2 separate regions of the Mus musculus genome follow, and region 2 is linked to region 1. The links are chromatin loops, found by intact Hi-C in ENCODE. Cell type or tissue: heart. All regions are shown on one strand.

The links. Peaks named below come from ENCODE experiments on the same cell type or tissue, not always from the same donor. Only the 100,000 strongest peaks of a DNase experiment are listed, where the experiment ranks them.
Region 2: a loop joins it to region 1, with 4 times the contacts of the local background. A loop is called at or near these places in 5 of 42 quality-filtered maps.

The regions. Positions count from the first base shown.
Region 1 is chr3:40,793,686-40,801,685 of GRCm38, reverse strand. It overlaps Plk4 (polo like kinase 4), which reads right to left and starts at 1,735. Exons shown (of 16, transcript NM_011495.2): 1 at 1,403-1,735; 2 at 591-686. The coding sequence starts at 1,432. It also overlaps a transcript of Hspa4l not described here. In heart, CTCF peaks have their summits at 1,601, 3,011 (motif pointing left) and 7,559 (motif pointing left); a DNase peak (open chromatin) is centred at 1,675; H3K4me3 peaks cover 2,343 bases; H3K27ac peaks cover 1,638 bases.
Region 2 is chr3:40,984,043-40,992,042 of GRCm38, reverse strand. It overlaps a transcript of Larp1b not described here. Among named protein-coding and RNA genes, the nearest start is that of Gm22043, 4.6 kb to the left of the region's middle. In heart, a CTCF peak has its summit at 3,100 (motif pointing right); no DNase peak of the experiment used is centred here.

The DNA of each region.
Region 1 (8,000 bases):
ACCCCTAAGCCCAGACAAAAGCTCAAACAACAACCTATAATTGTAAGAAGTCTTTTTTTTTTAATATAGTCTTTGAAGTCAGTTTACTCCTATCTGTGCTCTGCCCTCGACCTAACAGAGTACATTCCCAGTATGTCCAGTGCATTTATGTGATAGCAGAGATTGGCCCTGGAGTTAGGATTTTCTTTTTCCCAACTCTTCAGAACTGGGATCACAGGCTGACCATAATGGTATTCTTGGACCGTTACAGCCACAAATGAGCATATTATTATTATAAATTGCTGACTTCTCATTACCTTAAGTATTCATAGCAACAAAATGTACTGGTCTCCTGAACCCTAGTAAAGTATAAAACTTCACTTAAGCAAGGTTAAGAGTCTCTTAAATGTCCTTAAATTCAGATGCTGTACTTAACAGCTGTCTTTTGGTTATGCAATGTATTATGCAATTATTACAAATGCACACATTTGGCAGGGTGGCAAGGTGCAGTCTTTAGCAGATAATGAGTGGGACATTTTAAATAGCATGCCTTCATTGCTCTCTAGTACCTTGCAAAAATACTGAAGAAACAATAACTAATACATTCTTACCATTTTGATTGCAACTTCCAAACCAGTGTGTATGGACTCAGCTCTGTAGACACCAGCAAATGATCCTTTACCGAGTAGATTTCCAACCTTAAAGTCCTTTTAAAAAAAAAATTAAGGATTACACGTGAGGAATCGCAGATCTAGAAAGTAAGAAAGTTGGGTAGGGGATGGGATGTGAAATGGGCCAAAGAGAAAAGGAGACATGGTTCAAGCAGCTGCCACACCTCGATGATGCAGGTGTCTGGGGTGGAAGGCATCTTGACGCTCTGAGAGATTTTCTGAGCTCCCTCCCTGATGGAGGCTAAGGACTCTAATGAGCTGGTTAGCTCGGGTCCCTCCTCTGGCCCACCAGGTTCCCGCCGCAGCTCCCGCCACGGTAACCGCCATCCCCGGGGAGGGGGCAAGCGGAGCGCGGCTTTGGAGGCGGGAGTGCGGACCCGACGCCAAGGGACCAGGACCGGGCGGGGCCCGCAGCTGGAGACACACCTGCGGGGTACAAGGCGCTCCCCTCCGGGCGGGGCTCCAGGGGGCGGGTCGCTTCGCCTGTCCCTCGGCGATCAGCCCCGCCACCGCCACCGCGCCTGCCCGCCTCATCCCCGCTTTACTAGTGTCACTGAGCACCAGTGAGCGCCTGAGCCAGACTGGGCCTCAGCCTCAGCCCGCTAACCCGTCTGGTCTCCCGTGTGTTTGTGCCGAGCCACAATGGACCTCCCCTCAGCACTGCGCTCGGTTCACCTCAGCTCACTGGGTCCCGGAATACCAGAGTCCGCCTCCATCGGACCTTCCCTCAGCTCCGCGCCCGCCGGCCTCACCTCGATCCTCTCCCCGATGCACGCCGCCATGTTCCCGAGCCGCCGGCGCCCGGGGCTCGGCCTTCTCGCAGTCCCTCCGAGGCAGCGCTCCGAGAAGCCAGCAGGTCTTGGCGCCCATCAGGACGCCTTCTCTACGCCGCCGCTGGCGACGCCGCCAACGCCACCGAAAGGTACCCCCGGTACCTCCCGAGGCCTGGGCGGCGCCCCGGAGCTCCCATTTTGAAAAATTCCCGCCGGTCTCCGAACGAGCCAGCCTGGCGGTGACGTCAGCACACTCTCCACTTCTTAGAGGCGGAGACCGACACGCATGCGCAGCAGGGGCTTTCCCTCGCTCTAGGCCGGAAGTGGGTTTTAAGTTTGACGGAAAGCGGTCAGTGTACGACTGACCGTAGCGCGGACGCTAATAATAGGTTACGTTTTGACCTGAAGGATAATAGGGCTTTGGCTTCCCGCAGAAAGTCTTTTAAATAAGTGTGTAGGTTTGGCCTAAAGAGAACTAGGGGGAAAAGTCCATTACTTTCCTTAGAACAGCCCCGAACCCGCCAGCCCACCATGTACACCGTTGTGCCATTTTCCTTTTTTACAGCTATTAATGTGTGGTGCTTTAAGATGAACTGTATAGGGAAAACACCGACTCTAAAGTAAAAAAAGCCTGGGGATGTACCTAAGTGGTAAAATGCTTTCCAAGCGTGGACATGTCCTTGGGTTCTAGTTTCTTCTTTCCCAGCAACCCGCTGCCCGGACAGATATTAAAGGTTGGACACAGCGACGCACTGGGGTTGAGTCAGTCCATTCTTGGACTCTAAGGAGTTCCAGGCTAACCTGGGCTACCAATCTTACAAATTTATTTTGAGCCATATGTGAGTGACCTAGGCTAAGTCATTTTCCTCTAAAAATGTTTTGAAGAAAGAGTAGTGGTATGGATCTTTACATTAGTTGCTAGTAAATAATCCGACAGGGGTTTGCTTTTTAGCCTAATTGTTTTGAGATTTTTTAATCAGATGCAAAAAGATCCAAAGTAGTGACTTGTTTTCTGAAGATCCTCAATAGTGTGTTCTCTCTGTGTCTGTGTTTTATCTCAACTCCTAATAGTGTTCCAATCCAGGTCTAGATTGCTATCCCCAAATGCCAGTGATTCCAGGACAAGAAGTGAGGCAAGGAAAGATTCATTTGGAAAGACAGCAAATCAGAGATGATGGCACCTGGGTGGTCAGGGGGTCTATCAACAAAGATGAGTCGTCTTAGTGGGGGCCTGTGTCTCCAAGGGCAATTTATAGTTAGGAATAAGAGGAATAGGCTAGCGGGCACTTTTAAAAGGTTCTATGCTGAGTGAGGTCCTCATTTAGGACCTTTTTGTCTTTGGCTGCAGTATCCTTGAGACAATTAAGGCCAACCTCCACACATATTTAAATGAACACGTTATCCTGCAAGCAAGGCATCACTTCACAAGTTTCATGCTTTTCAGACACTGTGCACATCTCAGGGGTAGGAGATACCGACATAGTGAGTGAGACCTAGCTGCTGTGGGAGAGAGCCATATTTGCCTATCAGTACTCAATGCTGTCAGCTAGCCTCCTGTTATCCACGTCCAGGGGCTCTGATGCCACCTTCTGGCTCCTATCGACATAGCACTCATGTACACAAACCTATACTCACATAAACTCACGTTATAAAAATAAAATCTACAAACAAAAAAGCTGATCTCATGTACAGAACTTTCTCAAAGCTGTTTGAAAACAAAGCACCGTGCCTGCCGGATGGAGCTTGTGTGAAGATACTTTATAATGAACACGTAATTTACGTACACACAGGAATGATTGCACATCAAAAACAAAAACCTGCAATTTAATGGATTCATTTGTAGTTTAAGGAATGTTTACATTCATAGAAGCACTCTCAATTTTCAACATGATTTAACATTCTAGAATTCTAATTTCAAGCACACTGGCATATTAGAATTTCCCTTGCAGTGTCTTAATAGGCAAATAAGATTATTATGACTCAGGGTCATGCTATGCACCTCAGGCTGGCCTTGAATTCCAGAGCTAGATTTTAGATGTGTGCTACCCGATCTAGTTTCATAGATGATTTAGACTGTTGCTTAAAAGTCTTGCAGATGTCTTTGGTATTCCTGGGCTTTATTTTGTGGCCTCAGAGTTTTTGTAAATATTTCACATGTATTTAAAGTTTATCAGAGCCCATTAATAGTCTGTTGATATAAATCCATGCCCTCGTTACTTTTTGTTGCTTTATATATTTGCCTTGTGTTATCACTTCATTGTCAGCTGCAGTCTATGTTCTCAGACCTGTGTCAGAGCTCATATATATTTCTAATGAATTCTCTATAATCAAAGAATACCCTCTTTATGCTCTAAAGTTTTAATTTATACTACTCATATTTACAGAAACATTTTTTTAACCTGTAGAATCATTTTTTCTTAGCCTTTCACTTACCTTTTTGTATGTTCTTAGCATAACTTTTTCTCTACTACATCTTTTTTTTTTTTGGATCTTCTATAAGCCACAAATACTCTTCAAACTGGCAAATATGATGTCATTAAAGTAGCTATCAGTGTTTAGGTTTTTATTTACTTACTAAGACAAGGTCTCTGTAGACCTGACTTTGTACTTACTTGCAATGGACACCCTCCCTCTGTTTCACTAGTACTCACCTGGCTACTAGACTTTTTAATGTGATTTCAATGTTTTCTTCTTTTAGCAATGGATTACAATTTAGTTTATGTTATCTTCTATTAATTTTATATTCTTGTCATCTCTGATCACTAAGGAAATCAGTTTTATCCTGTTGACAGTGAGATTAAACAGGTGGCCAAAGCATCACTGCGGAAAGTGTGCTCACTCTGCTGACATCATGCTGCCTGTGAGACTTCCGGGCTGTGTGAACCATCTTGAATCTATGTCTTTATCCAAAGGGGGAAATTTTGTAGATAAGTTAGTAAAGACATGCTTATAACAGTCCTTTCTTACCTCTAAAACATTCTCCTTCCTCATATTACCTAACTAGAGAGCTTTTTTTTTTTTTTAAGAAACCCTTTCAAATTTTCAACTCATGAACAGCTGACTGTAGCTTAACCATCTAAGACTTTTAGAATATGTGCATTTCATTGAGACTTTGAGACTGGGTTTCTCTGTGTAGCTCTGGCTGTCATGGAACTTGTTCTGTAAAGCAGGTGAAGAGATCTGTCTCTGCCTCTGGAGTGCTGGGATTAAAGGAGTGCACCACTACCACCACTCTGTGGCTGAGATAATTTGGAAATTTAAAGTGTATGACATAAATGTTTTTCTAGATTGAGGATACATATCCTTTTTTTACAAGCTATCTTAATCCCCCCAGAAGATTAATATTGCATATATTATATTTATTTTTTTATCAGGAACAGCAATTATTTTTATTAGTATGTTCCTTTATCAGGAACACACACACACACACACACACACACACATTTTATTAGGAACAGCAGTTACTTTTGTATCCGGAACTGATCTTGAGACACAGAATTCGTCCTGCCTCTGCTTCCCAAATACTGGGATTAAAGACGTACACTACCACAGCGGGCTTTGAGATGTGGTCTCTCACTAAACCTGTAGGGATCTAGGGATCTCATGAGTCCATTTCCTCAGTGCCACTAACCCTAGTTTTGCTTTGTTTTAAGTGGGTGCTCTGGATCCACACACTTGCACTTGGATTTTAATGAGACATCCCCCAGCCCCAGGAACAGCAGTTCCTTTTTATTTTACATGCATGTTTGCATGCACATGCATGTCACAGTCAGGACAATTTTGTACAGTTGGTATCACTCCTTCCATCATGAGATCTAGGGCGTAGACTCAGATCCTCAGCCTTGCAGAGCAAGTTGGTTGAGCCACCTCACCAGCTCCAGGAGCAGCAGGTCCTAAACAGAGGACCTGGGCAGAAATTCTTCTCAACCTGAGAAGTTCCAAAGCTTTACTTCACTCTCAAGCTTTTGTCCATTACCACATCTAAAACTCAAAAATGACCATATGACTCTTCAGAATCAAGTGTCTGAAAATTACTTAAAAGCCCCATTGTTTTGCAAGTTCCTTATTTAAGAAGATTTGGTGACTTGTCATCAGTGTTTCATACAGTGAGTAAAGTCCAACACTTAAACATTAAACCTCTGGTGTGCAAAACTCATGGTTCAAGTAGCAGGTAGAATATGTATTTATTATTATTACATGACTTCTTGACAATGTGGACCAACATCCAAAACTGAATTGCATTTATTATCATTTGTTAACTTGTTTGCTAGTATGAAGATGCAATTTACATACAATGTTTTATATGCTTCTATTATTCCATATGCAAACATTTTGTGGATATATTTGTGAACCAGTCAAATTCCAAAATGATATTTATAGATTATCAATTAACATTGGAAGCCGTTCTTATGTCTGTTCATGTCTGTTATGTCAAAATTATTTTATAGACATGTCACATTTGATTATAGTTTTCTGCACTGCTTTGCAAACAGAATTGAGAGATCAAATGTACAGTTTTTCTAAAAGGAAGAAAACTAAGACTAGTTACTAAGCACTAAACTGTCAAAAGTCCTTGTACAGGGACAGTGGAGTGGAGTCCCTTTGTACATGGTTGTAATAATGGTTGTGAGATGACTGGAAGACTGTTTACCAGAACTGGACAATCTAGCTCAGTTTTCATTAAAAACTGTTCTCGCTGGGTAGGGGTGGCACATACTTTTGTCCCAACATTCAGGAGACAGAGGCAGGAGGATCTCTGTGAGGCAAGTGTGGTTTATATAGTGAGTGTTTCATTTCAGGACAGCCAAAGCTACACCAGACCAAAACCAAAACCTTTTGTGCAATATGCTGTAACACTACACAGTTAACAGTGGCTTCCTTCCTCCCAAATCTAAGAGATGACCATTTCATGTTAGGACTCTCCTTCTAAGACACTAAAGCCACAAAAGTTTATTTTAGAGAAAAAGTGTACACACTGTAAAGCTAGTTTTTTCATCTTAAATTGCTTTTTAACATGTACATTCTAAGCAGGCTGACATGATTTTAAAGGTGTTTTTTACTTAATCTCTCAGAAGGAACAAACTTAGAAAACTTAAAAAAAAAAGATGTAGAGTGCTTTTTCTTAATCAGAAATCAAAGATGTCTGTTTTTTACTTTGAACTTCTAACCCTTGTTATTTTGTTTTTTTTTCCTTGTTATTTTGTAATACTTAACAGACAACATTCACAAACTGACTTCTTTTGGTCCAGAACCACTTCAATGCCACTATTAAAACTGGAGATATTGAATATGCAATATTCATCCTGGTTTATTACATATTATATATGATGTAAGAACTCCAAATCCTGACTGTAAGGTTTAGTATTAAAAAGGAAACAAAAGGCTGGTCAAGGTGGCACACACTCAATTCCAGCACTCAAGGCTGAGGCAGGAGGATTACAAATTGGAGGCCAGGCAGGACTACATATCTAGACCTCATCTCAAATATAAAGGGAAAGGGACTCAAGTTATCTAAACTGCTAATTTAATCATCAATGTGGCAGATGCACGCTTTAAATATCATAGAAGAGTTAAAGGAAAATAAATTGTAAGAGCAATGCATTTGAAAACACTTTAAATGACATTTTACACACAAACTGATTGTGAAAGCTAGTTATTTAAATTCTATAATATAATTTAAGGCATGTTATATCTCACCATCTCTTTAGGATAAGTATGTTTTTTGGTGTGTGTGTTCTTTTAATAATCATCCTGTGACTTGGGTGACATAGCATCATACTCCAAGCAAGCATCATGTTATTTTCAGTACCATGGATATGACTGCATCTTGCATCAGATGGTCATGATTTAGTTACTATGTTTGGCTCCTTGACTTGAAAGCTCCCATTTCAATATATTGTTAACAAATATGTCCCTGCCTCTTTTTACTATTTATTCTTATAATTTGCTAGAATCATCCTTAAGAATCCAGTTAGCTAACTGGAGAGATGGCTCAGCAGTTAAGAACACTGGTTTCTTATCCAAAGGTCCTGAGTTCAATTCCCAGCAACCACATGGTGGCTCACAACCATCTGTAATGGGATCTGATGCCCTCTTCTGGTGTGTCTGAGACAGCCACAGTGTACTCATATACATAAATCTTAAAGCAACCACATGGTGGCTCACAACCATCTGTAATGGGATCTGATGCCCTCTTCTGGTGTGTCTGAGACAGCCACAGTGTACTCATATAAATAAATCTTTAAAAAAAAAAAAAATCCAGTCAGCGAGGCTGCTTTTGCAGTCGTACAAGGCTGGCTACTTCCACAGTTTTTCTTTTTTTTTTTTTTTTTTTTTTTTACTTTCCTTTGAAGCAGTTTGATTTTCAACATTCTTAACATTCTAGAAGCCCCTTTACTGTCTAAAATAACTAAGAATTTGGCTATGTTTAGTGGTTTGAATGAGAATGGTTCCCATAGGCTCATATATTTGAATGTCTAGTCACTAGAGCCCAGAACTGGTTTGAGGAAGATTACAAGGATTAGGAGGTGGGGTCTTTTGAAGGAAGTGCATTACTGGGGGTGGACCTTGAAGTTTT
Region 2 (8,000 bases), 190 kb before region 1:
AGCCATCATCTTTTTATAAGCTAACTGACTTCTCAGTGTCCCCTTTCAGATCCTAGATGCTTTACTGACTCCTCCTCCTGGACTACTTTCCCTGCTTTTTACACGTTCCTTTCCAAAGGTCCACTTTGTCTAATCTGGCATGTTTATTCTTTTAGAACATTGATCATTATCATCCGTGAGTGGTTACTGCTAATTGTGGGCTTATTTAATGTCTGTTCAGTTTCAAATCCTCATATCTTATGCCTGGGGACACTCTGGCAATCAATGACTATGGTACTCAGCTGACCCACAGGCGCAGCACTAATGGAATTAGAAATTGCACATGCAGCACAAAGTCAGAACCAAGGACAGTGATTACAACATGGAAATAGCCTCAATCATGCTAATCATCTACCACCCAGCCACAGTCCCTTTCTATTTTGAGGCAGAGTTTTGTGAAATTGATCAGGCTAGACTTGAACTTGCACTACTCCTGCTGGGAGTACTTCCAAGTAACTGGCATACTACAGGCCTATGGCACCATGCCCAGCAATTAGTAGAATATATTTATATTTCTGTTACACAAATGATCTCAGATAGACATCAACTCTCGAACCAAGCATCAGAAATAATGTTAGCAGGGTGGGCAAGATGCTTAGCAAGTAAGGGTGTTTGCTGACATGCCTAAGGAACTGAGTTCAATCCTCAGGACCTATACAGAAGGAGAATCAACTCCTTCAAGTTATCCTCTGATCACCACACTTGCATTGTGACATGTGTACATGTCCCTCCACCCTCTCTCTCAATGAATGTGTTTTTATGAATAAAACCCTATTATCTAAACTTCATAAAAACATACTTCTTGGGCTGGAGAAGATGGCTCAACAGTTAGGAGCAATTGCTGTTCTTTCAGAGGATCTGGGTTCAATCCCAGTACCCATATGGCAGCTCACAATTGTCTGTATCTCCAGTTCCAGGATCTGACACCCTCACATTAATGCACATAAAATTAAGTAAACTAAAATAAAAAAGTCTTCTTTCCCACAGCAGCAAGATGGGCAGAAAACTGTCCAAGATTTAAGTCACTGACATGCTCTATCAGTGGCATGCTATATCAGTGACATGCTATATCAGTGGCATGTTCTCTAAAAAGGCAGTGACTACAAGCAATAATGAAACTTCCAAGGTCATGCCTCTTACTCACACCAAGCCCATTATAGGCCATCCCCTCTATTCAGCGACTAGCTTTTCTTCCTACAACTGTTTGCAGCAGAAAAAGAAACCCTTACGTTCCTAACTGTACCAGTATAAATGAAGAGATTTGGAGATCAGACAGCTATTTTGTTCTCTCTTCTACCTTAGCGTAATAGAGTAGAGGCCGGAGTCTGTGGTGAAATGCAAGAGAATAAAATTAGAATGAGTACATCAAGTAGGCCTGTCCACAGTCATTTTTTCATTCCTTATTAGAAACTGCATTTTTCCCCACAAGCTTTAGTCAGCAAATATTTTTTGATGATGAAAGTATTCATTATATTATCACCTAAAATTACTCCTTAAAGGTTGTGATTATCAAACATATTTGCATTATCTCTATCTTTATCTATATATTGGGTATAATTTATCTATACTCAAAATGTATGAAATAAACCCCTAAATTTAAGAAAATAAGCAACAAACTATCAGCTGAACCATGCTGCCAGAAACTGTTACCTTTATGGCTTCATGTGTATTTTCACTCTCCGTGCACAGATCCTGTTCACACAGTAATACAAGCCATCACGGAAACTTCAGCAAGTTCTGATGTAATTTTTGTTTGTGATACATGTGTGCCTGTTTGGTCTCCTCCATGATGCTCTCCCACATAAGGCTGTCTAAGTTACAATCAAAATCTTGTTTACATCTTGGTCAGTAATTTCATAATCTGAATCATAATCAGACCAACCAGTATGTATGTGTGTTTTCCTTCCTTCCTGTCTGCTCTGTTTCTTCATCAAGCAAAAAGTAGTGTTTCTTGTTCTGTTTCCTCTGGCAAATTTAGATGATATGATGTCTCTTCAGATACAGATGTTGATTCCTGAAGGAACAACGTAGTATTTTATATAAGATAACAAAAAAACTTTCATCCCTATAAAATATTATTTTTATTTATTTTTCTGAAGAAAAACGTCCTATACGAGTGTTATCCAACACGAGTATACTCAATGATCAGATTAGTAGGCAAATTCTAATAGAGAACTAAGCAACTGTTCTGGTTGAACTTGAAACACACACACACACACACACACACACACACACACACACATACACACACACAAGGTTGAGTAAAAGGATTGATACAGACTCCCTAAATTTGGGGTGGCCCTTACTTCATCTGCCACAAGGCACTGACTTGCTGAATCACAAGGAAGCAAGGCCTAGACATGGAAATTATTTATTATTTATTATAATTAATTATTAGACATGTGCATTCAGAAAGACAAGAAAAATAAAACCTTTTAGGATCACATAGAAAGCTCTCTATGGCTGAGCCTTTGTACATCATGATACACAATGTATACATACAATCTGTGGGGTTGTTTTCATATTAAATCTGCTCTAATGCTAAAAGGTACACTTCCTTGTGTTCATGTAAAATAGCTATGGTTGATGCGACATGCCCAAGCTTCAGCTATGAAGATCCTTCTGGCAGAGCCGAATTAGCATCTAGTCTGGCCTAAATCTGAGCACACCAAACACTTCTGCTTTGCTGTCACATGCCACTCTCTGACCCAACTTTACCTTTCAGCCTCATATGCCTAAAACAAAGTAATCCCTTTCTTTCAGAATTCTTAGTCATGTCGATTTGTTGTCATTAGTTGACAAGGTGACAAGGTGAGCCGGGTACTGCCCTAGAAAAACTGTCTATGTGTGAATATACTTTATAAGATGCAGAATATACTGTGTGTATATACATGTTTGTATACATGTGCGTGTTTTGGTCAGAAATTGTCCTCCACCTTATTTATTACTAGTTGTTGAATTCAAACAGATTTTTCAGGGTTGCTCCTTTTATTTATTTTTATGTATATGGGTACTTTTCCCTGCTTTTATATGTTTGTGCTACAAATGGGCAGTGCCTGTAGAGGTCAGAAGAGGGCATCATAGACCATGGAACTGGACTTGAAAATGTGAGCAGCTATGTGGGTGCCTCAGGAAGTGTAGACAGTGATTTTAATTGCTGAGCCATCGCTCCAGCCCCTCCACTTTATTTTTGGAGATGGAGTCTTGCATTGCACCTGGAGGTTGAAGTTCTGGCTAGACTGATCCTCCTATCTCCATCTGTCCAGAACAAGGGTTACAGGCACACAATGCCATTCCTAAAGTTTTATATGGTACTGGAGATCCAAATTCAGGCTCTAATGATAACAAGGCAAACCCTTTATCAACAGAGCCATCTCCCTAGCCTAGGTCCGCTGGAAGAAGACCAGCTCTTCTGGTTCAACTCCTAGTACCTACTTAGTAGCTCAAACCAAATCTAACTCAGTGCCAGGGGAGTCAATAACCTTTTCTGGCCTCTGCAGACACTGCAAGTATGTGGTGCACACATACAGGAGAGAGAGGGGGGGAGGGGAGAGGGGAGAGGGGAGGAGAGGGGAGGAGAGGGAGAGGAGAGGAGAGGAGAGGAGAGGAGAGAGGAGAGGCAATCCTGAATATATTTTTTAAGACTATATGTAGGGTATATGGGACAGGGGGAGCCTAAATAATCAAACACCAACCTTTCAACTTGTAGGGAATGATTTTGTATTGAGCTAAAAGGAAGGCTCAGCAGCTAAAGGCACTTGCCTCCAAGTCTGATGATTTGGGTTCAATCCCCAGGACCCACACAGTAGAGAACTGACTTCCTTCCTCATATTTTCTTTTGATCTCCATACCCATGCCCTCTACTCATTAAAATTTGTTTTCAATAGATTTTTATTTTGGGTTGAAAATGACATAACTACATGTTTATGTTCAATAATAATGTACAATGTATAAATAATGTTTAAAGTTCACTTAACAATGAATAAATGAGGTCAAGAACTATGAGTTTCTAGAAAGCACAAAGTTCACGAGATTATACTGATGACACAAGAACCAGCAACCAGCCAGTATTATAGCAAAGAAGACAGAAGACACTGCTCTCACTATGATCCTAGAAAGCTTTCAAATGGAAAGCACAAAAACGGGAACGGACAGCAGGCAGCATTCAAAGAGAAGCATTTTGGAAACCAACTGCAAAGCAGCTTCCTTCCCTTTATTTAGGAACATGTAGTCAAGCAGGGGTAGAAGGATAAACTATAATCTCATCAGTAAAGAACAGAAACGAACTGTACCTATCAGAGAAAAACACGACTTGTTTTTGTAATGGCTGAGATCCAGAGTCAGATGTCTGTTCTCTGCCAAGGTGTGGGACAGAAGTCCAAATCTGTAGAAACTCAGTCAAGGGTATGGGCTGTACCTGACATTCATGAAAATGGCCCAACGCTCAGCAGGCTGTATTCATATCCACAAGACAAAGTCTACAACTTAACTAATGCTGGTAAGAATCACAAATCAATAGTCATAATTATTGAGGGGCAACAAATATTCTGAAAGAGAGGACTTCAACACACAAACAAAACTGATAGAACAGAGCTGGAGAGATGGTTCAGTAGGAAATACCACTTACTAGCAAGCCCTAGGACTTGAATTTGATCCCTAAACTGATGACTAAAGTTGTTCTCTGACACTCCTTATCATAGAAATTATCAGTTTTAAGATGAATTATAATCTCACGTGCTACTGGAAAAATAGCCTTCGAAATGTAGGCATTTTAGATACGGAAGGGGATATCAAAATAAGATATTGTAATGTTTTCATGCCTTAGTAAAGAAACACAATCCCCCACAACTACCCAGGAAGGTTGTAAGAGATCAGAGATGACCTGATTTTTTTTTTTCCCCAAAGGTGCTTTAGCCTTTGAAGTACATACTTTGGAGTGTGGTGCTTTTCTGACAGCATCTAAATACACCATGTCTAACTGTTTCAGGGGCTGGGATGTAGTTCAGTGGTAGAGCACTTGCCTAGTATACTTGAACCCTGATTTGTATCTTTAGTATTAGAATAAAGAGAGAGAGGGGGGGGGGGGTGGGCGGGCATAGTGGCGCATGCCTCTAATCCCAGCACTCTGGAATTCAAGGCCAGCCTGGTCTACAAAGTGAGTTCCAGAACAGCCAGGGCTATACAGAGAAACCCTGTCTCGAAAAACCAAAAAGAAAAGAGAAAAGAGAAAAGGGAAAAGGAAAAAAGAAAAAAAATTCTTTTCTTTCCTTCCTTTTTATTTTTTTATTATTTTATTTTTTTCAAGACAAGGTTTCTCTGTGTAGCCCTGGCTGTCCTCGAACACACAGAGAACCGCCTGCCTTTGCTGGGATTAAAGGTTTTGCCTTGCTTATTACGGTTTCTTCAATCAGCACTGTTGACTTTGGACTTGGTGATACTTTAGAATATGTAGGGCCCTTAGAGCCCCGTGGGTCATCAGCTGTGCTTCTGGCATCCACCAGACACAGAGTACACCCCTCCCCCCATTAAAACAAAAAGTGTTTGCTGACCTAGACAAATGCAGTCTTTGAAATTCCAGCTTCCTCTCTGTACCTCTGGTCTCCAGGATAAAGAACCTGGTTTATAAGCCTTTAAAATTCCAGCATTTTTTCTTCCCACAGTTCAGCCACGTATTTTTGATTACCTTTCCTTGAGAGCTTACCTTCCGCATTTGAGCATCCAAGCAGCACTTATTCTAAACTTTAATGAGCTAATTTTGCAGTAACTGTAAGTTCACATAACTGTAAGAGATGGTGGATGTGGCCCATCCTTCATCCGCTTTCCCCATTCTATAATAATAAGCACTCTATAAAACCACTGCACCCATCACAGGACAAGTTACTCACGCCCACATAAGCCCACAATTTTACTTGTTTTCAGACTTTTAATTGCACCAAGTAGTTATTCAGCTAAAGTAACAACATTTTATAGTAAGTTGTGTATCTGTCAACAATCAAAAAATGCAAGATAGTTTTCTCTGGCCTGTTTACAATCATCTGTTTATTTTCTAAAGTAATTCACCCTAACATGCTGAAGCCTGCAATGTGCCCTAGGAGCCTTAGGAATAATTATATTCTTTCAAAATTTGGAAAATTTTAAACGTTAGAAAAATAGAAATATTATTCAAATTTAAACTAGTCACTTAGAGAGTAGAGATGGCTCAGTGGTTAAGAGTGCTGGCTGCTATTTCAGAGGACCTGGGATCAATTCCCATCACCCACATGGCAGCTTACAACTGTCTGTAACTCATACCGTCACACAGATACACATGCAAGCAAACCATTATATGAAATAAGAAAAATTTAAAAAGTAACCCCAAGTTTCTCTTGGAGTTCACAATTCCACTTTCTAAAACCTTTCAAAATCTGCATATATGACAAACAGAAAATTCCTTAATTATACATTATATCCAAGGCACACATTCATTGGGTTTGTACACTTACATTCAGTGTCACTGGGGACAGGCGATGATTCACATCCACCCTCTTCAGAACCCTGGTTCTGAGTCCAGGTCAGGTACGCTGGTAGACAAACCTCTGATACCACTTGGAGGGTATTTGTTACAGTATTTTTCTTTGGGGTCAATGGACTTCCAATTCTTGGAGAGTTTGGGGTAGAAACTAAAATTTTAAATCAGTTCTGCAATTAAAATACTGGTTCATCTTACCTATAAACTGTATTTCATCTTGCCTTAATATGGATTTTTCCTGCACAAAAACATGATATCAATTTCAAAACCTTTCCATGGTTTTCAAGTATGAAAGGCTTGCACGATTCACTCTTTTAACTATTCAAAAGGAAAGCTCTTGAATGAAGGAATTTCACCAACACTTATACAGAACATCACAATCGTTACAGCTTTAAGAATATCTGAGTCATATGCAGCTAGAGATACGAGCTCTGGGGGTACTGGTTAGTTCATATTGTTCCACCTATAGGGTTGCAGACCTCTTTAGCTCCTTGGGTACTTTCTGTAGCTTCTCCATTGGGGGCCCTGTGTTCCATCCTATAGATGACCGTGATCATCCACTTCTGTATTTGCCAGGCACTGGCATAGCCTCACACAAGACAGCTATATCAGGGTCCTTTCAGCAAAATCTTGCTGGCATATGCAATAATGTCTGGGTTTGGTGGCTGGTTATGGGATGCATCCCTGGGTGGGGTAGTCTCTGGATGGTCCATCCTTTCATCTTAGCTCCAAACTTTGTCTCTGTAACTCCTTCCATGGGTGTTTTGTTCCCTATTCTAAGGAGGAATGAAATATCCACACTTTGGTCTTCATTCTTCTTGATTTTCTTGTGTTTTGCAAATTGTATCTTGAGTATTCTAAGTTTCTCGGCTAATATCCACTTATTAGTGAGTGCATATCAAGTGACTTCTTTTGTGATTGGGTTACCTCACTAAGGTTGATATTCTCCAGATACATCCATTTGCCCAAGAATTTCATAAATTCTAGAGCTCCTGTCTCCAGCTGCATATGTAGCAGAAGATGGCCTAGTCGGCCATCACTGGGAAGAGAGGCCCCTTGGTCTTGCAAACTTTATATGCCCCAGTATAGGGGAATGCCAGGGCCAAGAAGTGGGAGTGGGTGGGTAGGGGAGCAGGGTAGGGGGAGGATATAGGGAACTTTTGGGATAGCATTTGAAATGTAAATAAAGAAAATATCTAATAATAAAAAAAAGAATATCTGAGTCACCAATTATGATGGTCACTCCACGTGAGGACCAAAACTGTGAAGTCTTCAACCTGAACATTGAACTATAAGATTTCAACTGCTATTAAGTCACAGTCTAAATACATACGATTTCCTGACTGAAAAATATCTAAACTACAGTAGCAATTACTCCTACATTCACATTCCCTGTATGAAAGACAGTGTGCCCACTTACTGCATACTCTTGTAAGACTGCAAAACACATGTC